Regions from separate parts of the Homo sapiens genome. Here regions 1 and 2 are each linked to region 3. Evidence: read pairs that join two places in POLR2A ChIA-PET (ENCODE). Cell type or tissue: OCI-LY7. All regions are shown on one strand. Links, peaks and the distances in the headings refer to the core of each region. The heading gives the core; the rest is flanking DNA. Region 1 overlaps SPON1 (spondin 1). Region 2 overlaps SPON1 (spondin 1). Region 3 overlaps SPON1 (spondin 1).

What was found. Peaks named below come from ENCODE experiments on the same cell type or tissue, not always from the same donor. Only the 100,000 strongest peaks of a DNase experiment are listed, where the experiment ranks them.
Region 1: POLR2A ChIA-PET joins it to region 3 with 7 read pairs; 3 of 35 experiments call an interaction of 5 or more read pairs at or near these places.
Region 2: POLR2A ChIA-PET joins it to region 3 with 6 read pairs; 3 of 35 experiments call an interaction of 5 or more read pairs at or near these places.

What each region holds. Positions count from the first base shown.
Region 1 is chr11:14,230,318-14,237,368 of GRCh38, reverse strand. The region is part of intron 6 of SPON1 (spondin 1); the gene reads right to left. Among named protein-coding and RNA genes, the nearest start is that of RRAS2, 130 kb to the left of the region's middle. RefSeq lists a silencer at 6,357-6,575 and enhancers at 6,249-6,835, 6,836-7,051. In OCI-LY7, for the core only: no CTCF peak of the experiment used is centred there; no DNase peak of the experiment used is centred there; H3K27ac peaks cover 35 bases.
Region 2 is chr11:14,238,279-14,245,329 of GRCh38, reverse strand. It overlaps SPON1 (spondin 1), which reads right to left. Exons shown (of 16, transcript NM_006108.4): 7 at 1,934-1,998. Among named protein-coding and RNA genes, the nearest start is that of RRAS2, 120 kb to the left of the region's middle. In OCI-LY7, for the core only: no CTCF peak of the experiment used is centred there; no DNase peak of the experiment used is centred there.
Region 3 is chr11:13,965,165-13,970,491 of GRCh38, reverse strand. All of the region lies in intron 1 of SPON1 (spondin 1), which reads right to left. It overlaps LOC124902637 (a long non-coding RNA gene), which reads right to left. Exons shown (of 2, transcript XR_007062602.1): 2 at 2,623-3,451. Among named protein-coding and RNA genes, the nearest start is that of SPON1, 5.1 kb to the right of the region's middle. RefSeq lists an enhancer at 3,966-4,484. In OCI-LY7, for the core only: no CTCF peak of the experiment used is centred there; a DNase peak (open chromatin) is centred at 1,751; H3K27ac peaks cover 763 bases.

The sequences.
Region 1 (7,051 bases), core at 84-4,083, 270 kb before region 3:
GGCTTTCTCCAAGGAGCCCTTGCTTTGAGGCACAGGATCACTGGGGTTCCCTCTGGGAGAGCAGTGTCTGGAATCTTGCGTGGAGACCCCGGTGAGCACTATTTGGCCCCATTATTTGCTTTTTCTCTTTCCCAGTTGCCATGCACAAAAAATATCCATCCTGACAGCTTCTACCTCTGAAGGTAACTTTTTCATGCCTGGGTGAGTGTTCTGGTGATGAGTAGCAAGAAATGAGCCATTTTATGAGGTGATAACGGGGCTGTAAGCATCTTTAAAACCAATTGTGCCCAACAGTAGCCTCCCCTCATTTCAACAGCCTCTGGGCTTCTCAGGTCATAAATAAAACAGCTCATATTTGGTGGCACTTTGCAGTTTGCCCATGGTCTGCACTGCTGCTCTCTGAGGAAGGCAGGAGGGTGTCCCCATTTCTCAGGTGAGGCAACTGAGACTCACCTCTCCTCTGACAGCAGACTCACTGCTCCCGTCAAGGTCACCAGTGACCTCTCCGTGCCAAAGCCAAAGTCAGTGCCCAGCTCTCAGCTCTTGTGACCCCTCAGCAGTATTTGACACAGCTGGTCACTCACTCCCTCTGCCTTGAAAAGCTTTCTCCTTGGCTCTGGGACTTGCTGCCTCTGATTTTCTTTCCACTTCATCAACTCTTCCTTCTCAGTCTCCCTCGCTGACTCCTATTCACTTTCCTCTAAAGCTTGAAGTGCCCCAGGGCTCAAGCCTTTGGTCTTCTCTTTTATCCACACTCCCTTGGTGATTTCATTTAGTCCCCTGCCTTAAAAAGCCAACTGTGTATATGCTGATGATTCCTAAGCTGTAATCTTCTATTGCAAACTAGCCTCTGACTCTAGACTTGCATATCAGCCACTCAACATTTTCATCTGGGTATCTAAGTGGCATCTCAAACTCAACAACGTGCCTGAAACCAAACTCCTGATCTTCCCCTCCCTAAGCCCAGCCTCCTTCATTCTTCCCATCCCATTACATGGCAATGCCGTACTTTCAGTTCCATCCACCCTGGATGCCTCTTTCTCTCCCACCCTGCAACTGATCCATCGGCACACCCTGTCAACTCCACTTCCAAAATATCTTCATGATCCAACCACTTTCCGTCTCCTGCCTGCCTCCATCCTGATCCAAGCCACCATCATCGCTCAGCTAGATGAGTGCAGTTGCTTCCTAGCAGGTCTCTCTACCTCCCCTCCCTTCCTCCAGACTCTTGTTCGTGCAGCAGTCATATCATGCCATTCCTCTGGCCAAAATCCTCCAGTGGCTTTGCATCTCACAGCAGACAGGACCTTGCTCTGGTCCCCCACACCCTCCATGGTCTGCCTGTCCTCCTGAGCCTCATCTCTTACTACTCTTCCACAACCTGGGTTTCGGCATCCTGGACTTCTTATGTATCTTTAAACATGCCAGGCACACCTTGCACTTGCTGTTCCCTGTGCCTGGAATGCTGTTCTCCCAGATACCAGAGCACTCTCTCCTTTGTTTCCTCCAGGTCTTTGCTCAAATGTCAACTTCTCAGTGAGGACTTTGATGTCCATGGCAGGTCCCTGCCCCCTTTTTGACTCAGCATCCCTATTCCTTTATCCCACTATCTTTTCTTCATAACATTTGCCATTGTCCAGTTGACTGTGCATTTTGCTTACTTTTTTTTTTTTTTTTTTTTTTTTTTTTTGAGGCAGGGTCTTTCTCTGTTGCCTAGGCTGGAGTACAGGGGCATAATCATGGCTCACTGTAGAATGACCTCCTGGGCTCAAGCCATCCTTCTACCCTCAGCATACCAAATAGCTGGGACTACAGGTGCCTACCACCATGCCCAGTTAGTTTTAAAATTAGTTGTAGAGATGGGGTCTTGCTTTGTTGCTCAGGCTGGCCTCACACTCCTGGGCTCAAGCCATCTGCTTGCCTCAGCCTCCCAAAGTGTTGGGATTACAGGCGTGAGCCACCATGTCCTGCCTTATTTACTTTTTATTGTCTATCTCCCCCTGCTAGAATGGAAGCTCCAAGAGGGCGAGGGTGTTTGTCTGTTTTGCTCACTGCTGTACTATCAGTGTTTAGATCTGTGTTGGGAACACGCTTAACTAATACTTGTTGGGTGAATGAGAGGCTGTGATGAGGAAGGGGCTGGTGTCCTCCGAGGCCCAGTCCGTGGGCACTCCCTGGACCTAGGATGGAGCCAGCGCAGTGTGAAGTGACACTCATCGACCTGGGTGTCAGCTGGAGGCGCTGGAGGAGCAGTGAGAGTCCCAGCATAGAGCCGTGCCAGCACTGCCAGGTAGAGGAGGGGAAGGGACAGCATACAGTGACCACTTTGGGAACCGTGGTCAGAGCTCACAGGTTCTGAACCTGGCTCAGGTGGGCTGGCTGGCCGTTCATAAGTGCTCATTCTATGCCCCGTTCCCCGGGAAGCAGCCACCATCACAAGCTGCTGTCTGATCAACTATTTTAGAGCAAGAGAAAGTATCTGAAGCCCATTAGCAGATCCACTAGAAGATGATGCGTTTGCACAGAAGCATTTCAAATTCAATTTCTTTTTATTTCTTTTCAAACACAGCTTGTAATTTCGATGGGAAAATTGCATAATGTCCGTAGATAATGATTTTCCCCTGAGATGGTTTTGTGGAAGCAGCTTGGCATTTCTGAAGCCAGAGAGGAAGGGACCATCAGAGCTGTTCCGGGCCTGCCCCACTGCCCCTCCGCCCAAGGGCTGCCTCCGGTGGGTGGGAGCTCTGAGGACTCACATCACCCTATGACCTTCTGTGTGCTGGCACTGGCCATCGGCATTTACTTAGCTTGTCCTTTGGTAACTGAAGTACCATCCTGGATTTAACCTCATTTTCTGCATTTTTATTATGTTCTTTTTAGTGCTCACACAAGTCTGCTGCTCCCCTGAGTAAAATCAGTGAGCAAAGGAGCAGAAGAGGCTGATGGGGCATGCCTGCCTCCCATCCCACCAGCCCCCAGGACCTGCTCTTCCGTGGTCCGCCTCCCCATCTTCTACCTGACCTTCAGCAGTCAGAAAAACCTTAGTGCCAAGGCCAGAGCAAAGAAGGGAAAAGGGGGCCACAGCAGAAGGTATTCGAACATCACGTAGGTGATGCCAAATCCAAACAGGAGAGAACATCAAGCAAGGGCTGTCTGCCTTCAAACAGAAAGGGCTGTGAGGAAGCCCAGCCCATGATCCAGGCCAGATCTGACTGGAGGTGCCTCAACCTGTAAGGGTAGTGCCCCTTTCAGCACCCCTAACCCTACCCCATGGGAACACATCCTGTAGTCTTCAAGAAACAGCACTGGGGGTCGGGTGCTTTGGCTCACACTGTAATCCCAGCACTTTGGGAGGCCAAGGTTGATGGATCACCTGAGGTCAGGAGTTTGAGACCAGCCTGGCCAACATGGTGAAACCCCATCTCTAAAAGTACAAAAATTAGCTGGGCATGGTGGCGGGCACCTGTAATCCCAGCTACTTGGGAGGCTGAGGCAGGGGAATTGCTTGAACTCAGGAGGCAGAGGTCGCAGTGAGCTGAGATTGTACCATTGCACTCCAGACTGGGCGACGAGGGCAGAACTCCATCTCAAAAAAAAAAAAAAAAAAAAAGAAAAAGAAACAGTGTTGGACACTCCTCAACCATGATTCCCATCCCCACTGCCATCCCAGGGCAGGTCCCGTCCCAGAAGCCAGCATTAGAGCAGGGGCCGCATTGCATCCCTTCTATATCCTCAGCACCAGCCTGGCTTGTGAGAGGTATGCAGGGAATATTTAAGGGATAAATAATGAATTAGTTAATTAAACAATTAGTTAATAATAAGCTAGAGGAAGTCTCTGGCCTTGGCTGCCCTCCCAGAGGGTTTAGGGGCTGTTGTTCAGAGTGTGATGGGACTGGAACATGGCTGAGGGGTTTGTGAGCAGAAGAGTGGTATGACCTGATTCATATTTTTAAAGGATCCTGCTGGCTGCTCAGGGAAAGTAACTGGAGTGGGGCAAGCTGGGGAGCAAGGACCCCAGGCAGGAGGCCATTGCTGTGTCTGGCGACATAGGGCCAGGGAAGAGCAATGGAAGGGGTTCAAGGCATGGGATGCAGATATATTTTACAGGTCGGCTCAGCGTTATCTGCTGATGGATTGGATGTGAGGTATAAAACAAAGAGGGGTCAAGGATGACTCCAAAAGGAGGTGTCATGTAGGAAGGTAGATATATGAGGCCGGAGCTCAACGGAGAAGTCCAGGCTGGAGACGTAAACTCCAAGTCATCAGCATAGAGACTGGTAGTTAAAACCACAGGATAGATTACCTGGGGAGTGAATGGAGGCAGAGGAGAGGATGGGGGAGAGCAAAGCAGACTAAGGTATAATGGCCAGAGAGATAGGAGGACACCAGGACCTGCCCAGGGCCTCTTCAGAAACCCTGTGCTTACCCCACTACCTCTGCGGCCTCTGTTTACTGCTGCCCTACTGCCCCCCCTGCCATGTGCTCACTGCTGCCGCCGCTGCCCCACTGGCCACTACTGAAAATACAATGGAAGCAGGTTCAGGAAAGACAGAGGTGAATTAGCGGAACCAGCAAGCCCAGACAGCGCTTTTTGAGAAGTCGGCTGTGGAGTTGAGAAAAATGGCAGTAGCAGGAAGGACATGTGATTATTTTTTGAAAGATGTGTGATATGAGGGCAAGTTTGTATGTCCAAGTGTATAATCCAATATAGAAGATAAGCTCATATTGCAGGAGAGAGGGAGGGTGCACTTGCAGGAATGGATCCCTAAGGTGAGATCCAGACCTGGGAGGGAGGAGTGGTCTTCCAGAGTTGCCAGAGTGGGGAGGGAAAAGGGAAGCAGAGGACAGAGCTGCAGATGCTCTGGTTACTGGTTATCTGCAGGTGCTCTGGTTAGTGGTTACAGGCATGAGCCAGAGAGCATGTGGGTTGGGTTGCTGGGGCTGATGGTGAGGACTCATTCATCCAGCAATGATAGATGGAGCCCCTAGTCTGTGCCAGGCCTATTCCACGTGCTGGAGAATGAGCCCTGAACAGAAGACACACCCATCCTTGTCCTCAAGGAGCTTACATTCCGGAGGAGGAGGCAGACATAACAGCTACACAGTGTGTCCAGTGCTGATTAGCTCTCCGGGGAAAATATAGCCGGGAAGGGTGAGGGGGAGGGCCAGGATGGGGTGAGAGAGTTATGCTGCAATTTTAGAGTGGTGGAGGAAGCCTTCACCAATAAAGTGACTCAAGTATTTTAAGAAACAGATGCTGATGCATATGAAAGGGCCAGGAAAGAACTCTACCAAAATGAAAATATACCTCACATACTGAAATAAGGTCTTTAGAATTTAAAAACATAACCATGTTTTGGCCACACACACAGAGACAAACACACACACACACACACGGCGTAGGAGGAGAGAGAAACAAAAAGAATGACCCTATAATCCCACCATCCTTACCCAGCAGCTTTCATCAATTGCAATATTCATTTGTTTGTCATAGTTGACATCATAACTTATGCACAAAACTCACACACACACACACGTATATACTTTTGAATCTTTTTTTTTTAGACATTGCTGTATAGTCTTTGGATTCACCATTAAAAAAGTCATGTCACAAGTAAGAGTATCTGTAAGATATATTAAATGTTAAAAGCAAACTACAGTACAGTTTGTATAGTAATCTATTTGTGTAATCTATTTACCTTTGTGGAGAGGGGTGGTAAGGATAAAGAAAATTGTGTGTGTATATATTTCTAGTTGCATAAAGTATCTCTGGAAGGATATATAAGAACATTACAAAAATCAGTTGCCTCAGGAGAAGGGAACTAGGTAACCAGGGAGCAAGCAAAAGGCTGAGGATTGTCACTGTGTAACCTTATTATATATCTTTTGATTTTCAAACCATGTGAATATATTGCCATTAAAAAAATGGAGGCTGGGGCCAGGTGTGGTGGCTTACACCTGTAATCCCAGCACTTTGGGAGGCCAAGGCAGGTGGATCACGCGGTCAGGAGATCGAGACCATCCTGGCTAACACGGTAAAACCCTGTCTCTACTAAAAATACAAAAAATTAGCCAGGCGTGGTGGCATGCGCCTGTAGTCCCAGCTACTCCGGAGGCTGAGGCAGGAGAATTGCTTGAACCTGGGAGGTGAAGGTTGCAGTGAGCTGTGATCATGCCACTGCTCTCAAGCCTGGGTGACAGAGTGAGACTCCATCTCAAATAAAAAAAAAAAAAGAAAAAAAAGAAAAAAAGTGGCGGCTGGGCACAGTGGCTCATGCCTGTAATCCCAGCACTTTGGAAGGCTAAGGCAAGAAGACTGCTTGAATCCAAGAATTCGAGACCAGCCTGGGCAACAGAGTGAGACTTCATCTCTACAAATAATACAAATAAAACATAAAAAATAAATTAGCTGGGTGTGGTGGCACATGCCTGTAGTCCCAGCTACTCAGCTACTCAGGAGGCTGAGGTGGGAGGATCGCTTGAGCTCAGGAAGTCAAGGCTGCAGTGAGCTGTGATTGTGCCACTGCACCCTAGTCTGGGTGACAGAGTGAGACCCTGTCTCACCACCACCACGAAAAAATGAAGGAAGGAAGGAAGGAAGGAAAGAGAGAGAGAAAGAAAAATGGAAAGTAAAAAGAAAAGGTCGCATCCAAGCCTGTTTCCCAGGGTTTTCTCAACTGGTTAGTCATGAAGGCTTTTGAGGTGGGCACTGTGTGAGGCTGACCCTGCCTGTGGAGGAGAGTAGGGCGGACCTCTAGACCCAATGGGCTTGAAGCCAAGGCAGCGGCTGGGAAGGTGGGCAGGGGGACAGAGCGCCATGGCAGGGGTAGAATTCATAAGATAGCTGATGAGTTCTTCACTTGACAATTTTAAAGAGTGTTAGGCTTTGTTAGGCAAGGAGTATCTTTAAAGTAACGGCAGTTTCAAAAGAAATGAGAATTCATCCACACACCAATATCTCCTTCTCCTTCTCTTTCTTTACTTAGAAATGTCTGACGCAGGTGTTATTCTGGCAGCCTAGTTTGCTGGGTCTTTAAATGTAATAACATTT
Region 2 (7,051 bases), core at 2,393-6,392, 270 kb before region 3:
GTGCAGGGCTGGCGCACAGTAGGGGATGAGCCATTAGTTTGCTGAATGGTTAAATGAGCAGGTATCAGGTGCCTCGCCGTAGCTTCCCTGCTCCCAGGCAGTCAGCTATGAGTGTGCCTCCTCCCTCACTCCCACTGCCCTATCCTGGGGCGTCTTCCTTTTGAATGTCCAGCACTTTCCTCCCTTCCTATCCTGTGGATTTCGCCTTTTCTCCCACTGAGCAGCATCTCACACATTCCTCACATTGTTGCTGTCTTCAATACGGGTGTTAATGGATGTAGACTACTCCCTAGAGGGGCTGGCCAAGGCTTCTTCGTAAACCATCTTCTTGGGGTCAGTCTCCAGGCCTTGCGTCTTTAAAGGATGAGCAAAATCAAAGCTTGTTCAAGGAACTGCCCAGGATTCGGGGTGGCCTGTATGAGGTGCAGCATGGGGAGGACAAGAGATGAACCCCGACGTGTGTTCCGCCCACCTGCGCACGCTAAACTAAGGAGTGTGGACTTGATCTTGAGACTAAGCGAAGTCACAGAGGGATGAAGAAGGAGAGGACACAACAGATTTGGATTCTTTTTTGTTGTTGTTGAGACAGAGTCTTATTCCCATCACCTAGGCTGGAGTGCAGTGGTGCGATCACGGCTCACTGCTGCTTGACTCCCTGGACCCGGGCGATGCTCCTACTTCAGCCTCCTGAGTAGGTGGGACTACAGGCATGCGCCACCACACCCAGTTAGATTTTTGTATTTTTAGTAGAAGCAGGGTTTTGCCATGTTGCCCAGGCTAGCTGGAGGATTTGGATTCTTTTTTTTTTTTTTTGAGATGGATTCTTGCTCTGTCACCAGGCTGGAGTGCAGTGGTGCGATCTCAGCTCACTGCAACCTCTGATTACCTGGTTCAAGTGATTCTCCTGCCTCAGCCTCCCAAATAGCTGGGATTACAGACACGTGCCACCACACCCAGCTAATTTTTGTATTTTTAGTAGAGACTGAGTTTCACCATGTTGGCCAGCATGGTCTCGATCTCCTGACCTCGTGATCTGCCCGCCTTGGCTTCCTAAAATGCTGAGATTACAGCGTAAGCCACTGCGCCTGGCCGGTATTTGGATTCTTAAAAGATCACTCTAGTAACTGTGGATGAGGAATTGGACTGAGGGAGACTACAGCAAAGGAAAAAGGTGACGTGGTCCAGGTGAGAAAGGGTGATGGCTTGAAGGAAGGGGAGGAGAATCAAGTAAGGACTGATTTGTGAGCTGCCCAGAAGGCAGAATCCACAGGGTTTTGACACTCACTGTACTTTCAATATTTCTCCACATGGAGAACAGCAGGTTTGTTTGAAGGTGATGGGACCCATTTTGGACATGATGAGTTTAAGGTCCAGGTGGACCATCCATGGAGAGCTGTCCAAAAACCTGACGGATATACCACTGTATCCATCCATTTGGCAGGAGGTAGTTTTGGGGACTGTCAGCATACCCTTGGTCACCTGACTCAAGGGCAGATAAAATCTCTCTGGGATAGAGGAGACAGAAAAGAAACGGGACTGAGAATGGAACCCAGGGTAAATCTGGCTTTCCACACATCAGACTGGCTAAGCATGAGTACACCTGTGTGCTCTGAGGGTGAGGGCATGTTTGGTCTGTTGTGGCTGAGAGCATGAGTGAACACAGAACAGTTAATCATCCCATCTGAGTTGGTATTAAAGCCATCACATCTGGCTGTGGTATTAAAGCCATTGGGGGAAAACAGAGCCTGAGCCTGCATCCTTGAGAAGATGGGGCAGGTGTGATGCTCTGCACATAGAAAGCATCTTGCCTGCTTGTTAACTGAGAAGTAGTGCTAACTTCAACAGCATAACTGGTATGTGGTGGCCATTAGGTAGGTGGCTTTGAGAAGGGGCTAGGATAAGACAGGCCAGGCAAGGGACTTGTGTTACTTACACGTTGAGAGGCTGCCAGGCTGGCCATTGGGCTTTGGCTTTGATGACGGTGAGGACCTCATCACTCTGCAAAAAAGGACCACAAATATTTAGTGAACAGAGCTGGGCTCATGGGAACAATAGGGCTTTGACCTGGTGACACCATTCACCCCCACTCCCTCACCTGCTGTTGGGGCTTTTCCTGCCTGGGTGTACAGCCACCTCTCTCTGGGATGGGGGAACCCTGGGGCCTCAGTGATACCGGGAGAGGGGACTGAGTGTCCAGGTATGTCCTGGACACTGAAGGGCCACTGAGTCACACCTTTGGTTTCCAGCTCAGCCCATCCCTTCCCCACTAGAGCAGAGATCTGGCCTGGATTCTGCCTTGGTTGGCCAGACTCCCATGTCATGTCCATTTCAGAGGGCAGAGCCATGCTCTGTGTCCAGCAACTGAGTGGGGCCTGCTCCAGGCCAGCTGGGTCAGCAGGAGTTGCAATGTGGCTAACACCTGGCCCTGAGGACTGTCCCCTCAACGCCTGTCCTGCTGGTGAGACCCATGCGCTGGATCAGACTCCCTTGGACGAGGAGGCCAGCACAAAGCCAAGGCCCCATACCCGTGGTGCCCCTCAGGTTCTCTGGCTCTGTTTTGCTTTGGATGGTGAATAAAGCACCATAAAGTTATTTTAGGGATAACTGGGGAAACTAAAGTAATTTTTTGAGGAATAATTTGATAATTAACATTTTGAAGGAAAGCACTGAATGGTCTTCATAGGGCAAAAATCAGAACTTTGTTGATTTTGCTCAACTTTGAGGTTTGGTTGGGTTTTTATTTTCAATTACACACTGCGGGTGAGGGGTGCCATGATCTTTGCAAGGCTGGAGGCCTCCACAGGTCCAAGTTCAGCTCTGGTGGGGGGCTTTCCCTAGAGTGGAGTCAGCTGGTCCTGTATGGCCCCTTTCCCTGGCCTGGGCCCAGCAGTGCTCAGACACAATAGTCCATTGTGTGTGGAAAACTCCAGAATGTCACCAGCTGGGGAAGGAAGGGCTTTGTTGCCAACTGAACAGATCCCTGAGTTCCAGGGGAAGAGACTTGCTTGGCTGGCTCATAGCGACAAGGCTACAGTCCTTAGAGTCGTGCCTGGCAGCAGGCGCCTAGAATGCAGTTAGAATGCATTGTGACCTTCTCCCTGGTTGGGTACCTTGCCTAGAAAATCCCACAGCCCCATGGAAACTGAAAGGAAGGAGGACAGTGGTGTCTCTGAGGCTCAGGCCCAGAGGTTATAAAAAGCTTTCTGGTCCATGGCTTCCCATTTACCATGCAGGAAGGGGCTGCTGGGTGGTGGTGGTGCAGAGGAAGTTGGCTTAGCCAGACCCAGCGTGGTCTGGGCTCCTACAGACAGTCCTGGGTGAGGGGAAGGGCCCACAAGGACAGGGCAGCGGCGGTGAGCCACCCAGGAAGCTTGCAGCCTCCTCCTAGGCTCAGGCTCCCCGGGGTACCCTCTTTCCATCAGATGAAAAAAATCTTGGGATGCACAGACACCCCAACATTCACATGTCTGCAGGCAAAGCATTTCCCAACAGAGCAGTTACATTTCTCATGCTCTGAGAAATATATTTATTTGTTTACAGTGTATCCCTTCTTCCCTCCTAAGAAATATCTGTTGAATGACCGAGAAGTTGTTTATCTTGAAGTCATATATGGAACACAACCTATCTGTCTCCTGAGTGCCAGCTCCATGTCTCCCCAGACCTGGTTTTCCTCCAGTCATCTCATATGCCTCATGGCTGAGCCCTTCCTCTGACCTCAGAGTCCTGCTCCTCCTCCAGCAGCCCAGCCTGGGTTGAAGGCACAGCTCAGGCGTGCCTGAGCCGGGTGCCAAACACCAGCAGCTCCCTTCACCCCCGACACCAGTCAGGCTGAGGATTCCTGTGTTCACCTCCTTCCACAGTCTCCCCTCTGGCCACCCCATCTCCAGTATCTTCTTGCTTCCCCCAATTCATCCTCCACTTGCTGCAAATCTGACGGTATCTGTCTCCTGCCAAAACCCTTCAAAGGCTCCTCACAACTTCCATGACAATTTCTTACTTCCTGAGTTTTGCTTATGGGGTCCTCATCATCTAGTTCTGCTCCACTTTTTTTTCTTTGATTTTTAATTCCAGAATAATACACACATTGTGGAAAATTTTAGCATCACAGAAACTCACAATGTAAATGTTGAACACAGTCTACTTCAACAGCAACCCTGCCTTCTGTCTCCTTCTCCGTTTCCAGAATATTACAGCATGGTGTGTATCTTTCCAGATCTTCTACGATGCACATGTAAGGATGTGTGTGTGTGTGTGCAGGCATTATATTTAGCTTTCCCACCAAATCTGTGTCATACTGAATATCTTGTTCTGTACCATGACTTTAAAATATTTCCTTAATATCATATCACGGGAAACTTTCCATCAGTACGTACTACATACTATGTACACTATATACTATATATCTTAGCTCTCTTTTTTGATTTTTAAAGTGTTGGATATCTTCAAATTATGGCAAGCCAGGTCAAGACTTAGAAAAAGGAAATCCAAGATATCAGATCCTGGTAATGAGATACTGTCTGATGACAGTCTGTTTGCTCTTGAAGAAATATTTCACTAGAAAATAAAATCAATGTGGGTGGAGTGAAGGTGGCTGCCAAGTTAGCTGGCCATGCAGATTCACCTTGCTTTACAGTTAAATTCTGGTTTACAGGTCCCAGCTGATATAGTGATTTTGCTTTTGTAATATATAACTACACACACACACACACACACACACACACACACACACACACACACACAATATTGCTTCTTGGCCTTTTGGCCAAGATCAAATGTATAACTCCACAAGTATAGTTTGGAACCTACATTACCATTTATTTATGGTGATGAAACTCCATTTAGACCTATGGAGGCTCCAAGGATGGTGGGACCATATGTGTGGGCATGACAGCTTCCTGCTGTAAATCTTTTCATCTAGTGGTTACACAACATCTGCAGGGTCAACAGCTTATTGTTCTCTTTTTTGGTGATCATTTGAGTTAAATGAAACAAGAAAGCAGGAGCATTCTACCACATTTATTTAAAAAGCTAAATATTTTTGTTGAAGCAGCAAGTTATCTGGTAGAACTTAACTTCTATAAGGATCAGAGAGAATCTTGCTCATTCATGGCCATATCACCATGCCTACGGCCGCTCAGTAGATTGTTGAAAAAGCAAAGCCACACCATTCTCTTTGATGTATGCAGAGAGTTATGTAGCAGGGGATGTTCTCTAATTGATTCCACTGGCACCATTAGTAAATATTTAGTTGTTTTCATAAATGATGCTGTGATGAAGACTCATGTACGTATTTATTTGCTCATACATCCAAGGATTCCTGTATCATTGAGTCATAGGAGTGATCAAAATGTGAAGCAAATTTAAAACTGTGGTCTGCCCTACCAAATTGCCCTCCAAATGTCTGTACTAATTTCTACTCCCAGCAAGGATGTGTATGTGCCCATGTTCTCAATTTAGGGCACACGGGATACTATCCATCTTTTTAATGTTTATGAATCCAGCAGGCAGGAAAGTAGCATAGTTGAGAAGCATAAGCTCTGGAATCATACCTGAGGTCATATGCTAATGGTACCATTTACTAGCTCTGTGTTTTTGTTTTGTTTTTGAGACAGGGTCTCACTTTGTCACCCAGGTTGTAGTGCAGTGGCACGATCTCAGCTCACTGCAGGCTCAGCCTCCCGGGCTCAAGCAATCCTCCCACCTCAGCCTCCTGAGTAGCTAGGACTACAGGTGTGCACCACTACTCATGGCTAATTTTTGTATTTTTGTAGAGATGGGGTTTCGCCACATTGCCCATGTTGGTCTTAAACTCCTGAGCTCAAGTGATCTGCCCGCCTCGGCCTCCCAAAGTGCTGGGATTACAGGTGTGAGCCACCGTGCCCTGCCAAACTCTGTTTTTTGGCAAGTCTTGTGACCTCTCTTAGTTTTCTCATCTGTGAAATAGGGTAAAAAGAGGATCTTCTGCATGTGCTTGTTAGGGGGACTAAATGACAACTCATGTAATGTGGCAATGAAGTGCCTGGCACATAGCAGGTGCTCCACAAAAATTACTGATCATTCTTATTTTTACTTACATTCAGGGTAAGTTCATATCAGAATTGACTTGCGCTGCCTGAGTACAGAGACTGGAGCACACAGTTGCAGGTACAAACCCACAAAGCCTCAGGAGAACTTGCCTCCATTGAAAGCCAAGCTCTGAGTCCCAGGGAGCATATGATGGAAGGCTTATGTAGCTTGGATGGGGGCACTAGGGCCCTGGGCATTTCACATTCTGAAGAATGAAGGACTTAAATTCAGAGTAAGCAACCCACACTTCAGACTTAAATGAAAAGCTTATTTTAACAAGTCTCTAAGGCACAGACAGGAACTTTCAAGAATACTTAGAGCCCCTTCTCAGCTCCCACAGGACCCTTTTCAAACAAAGTGTCTCAGGGCATCCATCGTTCATGGTTCATTTGGATGATGCCAACACTTTTCTAAAGACATACCAATTAAAATAGGAAAAAACCCAAAGATACTACAGGTCACTCATATTCATCTTCCATTTTGCTTTTGTAAGCATATTGTGGGGATACAACAGCTGTACTTGTACCTCACAGTTACTGGTACCAAATGGGAAGAGCATATCCCCTAACAGGCCATGGGCTGAGGTCAGGTCTGGAGGGAAGCGGGTTCATGTGGAATGAAAACAGATCTGGGACAGATCTGTTCTGGAGGCAGCAATTACATCAATACCAGGAGATAAACAGGGTGGTCTGAGCAGAACAGAAAGTAAGACTGTGAGTCTAGGGTCGGGGCTGGTGTCTGAACCAATCTTACCCCACGCTGACCCTCCTCTGCACTCCAGAGCCAGCCACCCAATGAGGAAGAGCTCCACACATCCCAGCTGTGCCCACAGCAGAAGGCCAGAGTCTGTCACATCCCCCTGCCCCTTTCTTCCTAACTTTTTGACTTTGTCTTCCAGTCCTGAACCACAAGCCATTTCCTCATCCTAAACATTCCTTTGCTGCTGGTAGCACTGAGGCTCAGACCTCAGTGTGGAGTCAGCCTG
Region 3 (5,327 bases), core at 1-4,000:
GTTCTTGGAACTCTTCCCTGTTTCTCTCACCCAGTCCATGAGACATATTGGCAAATATCTCAACCACAACTGTAGAGAGGGTTCAAGTTATTTCCTATGGGTCTCCTAGCCTCAAGAAAATCAGTGGATGTGGGTAGGTCCCTTAAGTTTTCCTGAACATTTCATGGAATTTATGAATATTCTGCGAAAGGTAGAAGCCTGCTCTACATAGACCTCACAAAGGACTTCTAGTGGTCTCACTTAACTCCTTGCCCTGTCCTATCTGCACCCCAACTCCATCCCTGCCAAAACATTCTGTAAAAGTGGGGCATTTTATACCAGCAGGAGCTGACAAGCATCACAAAAAGCTTTTTATGTGATATAGCAAGCTTCCTGACACCATAGATGCTCCAAGAGAGGTGCATTTGGTAAAAATCAAACACAACTGCACACTATTGGAGGAGAAAAAACAGAGAATGTAATGCTTTAAATGATTTGGGCCACTTGCTACTCCATTCAATGCATGCATGTGCCTGAGTGAGCATGAGATGAGCCTCTCAGCTCCCTTACTCCATCACATGATGAAGATTTTGTACTTGCATGTCAGAGCAAACCAAGGGTTTATCTGCTACTCAACTGAGGAAACATTGCTCTCTTCCAATGCTGGAGGGAAACTAGAAGGGCTAGACTTATTGATACATGCCAATTCGTTTCTATTCCTCACTTACAGGAATATTGGGGGTAGGGTGTTTAGATAAGGCTAGGTTGAAGCTGGTATCTGGGTTATATCTTACGTATAATTTCAAAGGACTAATTTTGACTTATGTGATGTTTGCTTTCCATGGCTCTTCTTGTATCTAGCCCTGTAGTCCCATCCTAATGGGACTCTGCCATACTCAAATATTTTCTTTCATTTTCATTCTGAATGTATACCCCAGTGGGTTTTCATTTTTCTTTTTCTCTTCCCACACCACCCCTTTGTTTTCTTGATTTACCTTACCCTCATTCCTTTCATTCTTTGCTGCTTCCTCTTTTATTGAGAAAGGAGAATGAGACAAAACAAGCCACAACATAAGCTTGCACATACACACCCCAGCACTCCTGCCTCTGCTCTTTTTCCCTTCTTTTGAGACAGGGTCTCACTTTGTCGCCCAGGCTGGGTGCACTGGCACAATCTTCACTCACTGCAGCCTCAACTTCTCCAGCTCAAGAGATCCTCCTGCCTCAGCCTCCTGAGTAGCTGGGTCTACAGGTATGAGACACCACAGCCAGCTAATTTTTTTTTTTTTTTTTTTTTGTAGAGATGGGTTTTGCCATATTGTCCAGGCTGATTTTGAACTCCTGGGGTTAAGCAATCCACCTGTCTCAGCCTCCCAAAGTGTTGAGGTTACAGGTGTGAGCCACTGCATCTGGCTTCCTCTGCTGATTCTTAGCAGGAACATCAGTTTATATGTTGTCAAGTTGACCCACCTAGCTGACCTTTCACTGAGAAAGTAAGATATATTGTGTTTTTACATGACTATGCATGAAAATATGTGACAGAGACCGTTAATATGATCCTTAGAAATTTACTTTGTTTCATCTTTTTGAAAAATAAATTCTTCAAGTTTTAGCTGGGCATGTGGCTACCCAGCTAAATGCTATATTTCCCAGCCTTCCTTGCAGCTAGGTATGACCACATGACTGAATTTTTGCCAACGGAGTGTGTTTAGAAGTGCTGGGTGCAGTTTCTGGGTCACATTATTAAAAGAAAACTGAAGTCCTCTACTTCCTCTCCCCCCAGTCCACTGCATGCTGACTGAATACAGGTGTGCAGAGGTTCTCCTCGGCTGTAACGGTGCTGAGGAGAACAGCAACTTAAAACAGTGCTGTTTAGTAGAAATAAGCTCAAGCTGGGTGAAATTAATTTTGTTACCAGGTATCCATTAACATAAGTGAAAATAGGCAAAATTAGTTTTAACTAGTGTATTTTACTTTATACAATTATAATTTTAATATGTAATAATACACAATTAATGAGTTTACTCTTTGTATACTAAATTTTCAACAGTCATTGTGTATTTTATACTTACAGCACATCTCCATTCAGAATAGCCACATTTCAAGTACTTCATAGCTACACACGGCTAAGTAGCCACCAACTACACAGCAGAGTGCAAGAAGATGTCAGGGAACAAGGTAGAAGGAGCCTGGTTCCTGGATGGCCTTATGGAGCAAAGCCTCCCATCATGCTGGATCTCCCATTTACCTCTTGTTTAAAACACTGTGTTTTGGATTCTGTTAGTAACATGAGCTTAGCCTGTACTATGACTAATATAACATGGTAAGAGTCCCCCCACCTCACAACAGAAATTGATATTGACCTATATATATGTGACAGTCTGTATAACAAGCAAATGGACAGTGTGAGAGTGAAAAGCTCCTGATATACCAGCCCATAGTGGTAAACGTATCAGTGATTATAGCTTCTTGATGCAACTGAAAGAGTCAGCTGTAATGAAACAGCTTATCTGTGTATGGGGGAGTACTCAAGTTTTAAACCTTGAAAAATTCCATTTTGATATGCTTTTTTGTATGTTTTTATTTCTTTCATTTCCTAAAACTCAGAGCAATAAACAATCTCCACAACCATTAAGCATTAGCTATGTTTGCATTTTCTAATTTTTATTATCAGTTTGAACTAAATACTTAAGTAATGGTTAGAAATAGTTACATAACAAAAAAGCAGGGAATGGTGCAAAAAAGGGAAGAGAGGTAGGAGGGGTGGCTTAATTATAATATCATCAGCAGCACTTAAGTTTTTAAAAACTCCACCATCCAGGAAATAGTTTATTTAAAAGACCTCATCTTGTGTAAATTTCTTAGAGCCTAAATATGTCCTTTCCAAACATATAATTTTACAGGCATGGTCATATAACATCTGTATGTAAAAACAAAACAACAGTCAAATCTGTTTTTTCTTTTTTTTTTTTTCTTTCTGGGTTTTTTTTTTCCTATCCAATTTGTTTTTGTTTCCCCACAAACAAAAGGAATTGGCCAAAGGCTGACAAGGTTCTTCATGTTTCTAAATTAATCCTCTAGTTTATGGGGAAATGCAACACTGAAGCCAATAAGAGAAAACAGCAAATGTGAATAAGGATTTATCACTTTATATTACTTTGTAGTAATATAAAGTAATTCTCCTGAGAGATGTCAGTTACTATCTTGATTTGTTGTTCTGTTTTCCTTGAAGGAAGGCTCACCATCCAGAAGGCTGAGGGTAGCTGAGTGAATTTCATTCTATTCCCAACTAATTTCATTGAGTCAGCACATAAGACTGGTTAAGAGCACAGATTTAGGAGTCAGACAGACCTGAGACTGTATCCTGATTCTGCTGATTATTAGCTGTGTGACCATGGATAAGGAATAAACTTCTCTGAGGTTTAGTCTTCTCATCCATAAAACAGTAACGATCAGAAACTTCCTCAAAGTACTGTAAGGAATAAGTGAGATGAGTCGGAAGAACTTAACACAATATCTTATCCAGGGCTTTGCTGCTAAGTATTTTTCTATTTCCAAAATAATCATCTCATAACATATTTTTTTAGCAACCACTGTGTGACAATTTCTTTTGACATGAATTATTTCTAATTCTCACAGGAATGCTGGGAAAAAATCAAAACACCCTCATTTTACAGATGGAGAAATTGGCTCAGAGAGGTGAAGTGGCTTCCTGAGATCACACAGTGAATATGTGACCAAGGAGGACCTGAAACCAACCCACCCAACATCAAAGCCTGTGCGCTTTCCACCAGGCTGAGGTGTCCACCCCTGTGGTCAGTGTGTGTCTCAGTGTGGGACAAAGGAAAAACCATGCAGCTTTGGAGGTCTCCAAACCTCCCAGTTTAGGATAAACCCCTCAATTATGCTTGAAGTTGGACCAGCTTTTGAAACCTCTACTGGACATTCTTTTCCCATCAAGTTCCTTGAAATGTCTCTTTAAAATACATCTAGGAAAAGCCACTCTCATTAGCCAGAGTCTGACTTTATTTTCCTAATAAACAGACCTCCAGTAAGACAAAAGAGCCTCTTTTATTTTCAATCAATTCTTGAATATTTCAGTGGATTTTCTTCTGTTTGGCTTGAAATTGTGATCTGGGAAAGGCTGGTCCTGCGAATTGTCCTCCTGTATAAGGGAAGCCCCTTGAGGATCCTCAACTTGTTATTTTTAATCACTGTAATCTCCTTTTCAAAGGAGGCCCTGGCCAGAAACAGAGCAGGCCTTTCAGAGCTTTCTAAAGCACAATTATTGCCGTTGGAGGGAGGGGGGACTGTGGGAAGAGGGAGGGAGAGTAGAGAGAAGTGGTGGGAAAGAAAAGGAAATCAATATAATACTAACAACTTGGAAAAGACAAAATAATGATCTCAACTGGATTCAGGTTTTGGGGAAGAAACTCCATGTTTCAGTCTTTTTTAATAGTGACCATTTTATTCCGGTCTAGAGTACCTAAAGACTGTACTTAGACAGCAGGCACAAAGAACAGAAGCTGCTTGGGGATGAACTGGAATACTGTGGACAAAGATTTGAGGCAGGAAAACAAGTCATTGATTCCAAGGATTGTGAGGAATCCTAATTCATGAAAAAATTAAAAAGCAAATAGAACACCAGGGGAATGCCAGCTTCACAGCCTTAAGTCAGGACAATGAGCAGAATGTGTTTGAGTTACTTTTAACATAATTATTCTAAGAAAGAAGGAGCCAACAGAAAATGTCACAAACTAGGCCAGTACCTTTTCTTTCGGACTTTGAGTGGCAGAATCAGGTTTGCTAATTGCAGGATATTTACTTGGAAAACCTCAGCATGGTTCCTGCAAGATCTCTTCCAAGGTCTTTTAGCCATAAGAAGGGAGAAAAGATGATTGCCCAATCTATAGCCTGAGTTGGGGTGTCAAAGTCCAGATGGCTGTTTAGGCAGGAGTAGCCTGTAGGGTGAAAGTCCAGGACACTCCCTATCCAGTCCCAGTTCCCCACCTGCTGGCCCTGGACGTTTAGGTAGTTCTGAAACCTCTTTGGCCCCGTGAATACCAGCTGTATCTCCTTCCCAGTGCTAGGGCCACCAGCTGCCAATGCTCAACTAAAACACGGAGGATTAGTGTGAAAAGAGACGCTGGGTACACTTGGCCTGAACCTCAGACTAGTCTAAGTCACTGAAAAAATCTTCCTGGGCTTGCATTAGCAACAGTCTTAGGCAAGGCTCCTGATATGAAAAAATACCTCATTCATTCATTCAATTAATTCATGAGGACCCAAATAACCACTGGTAGATGAATGGGACTGGAGGAGAGCTGAGGAAACCTGCTTTCAAACGC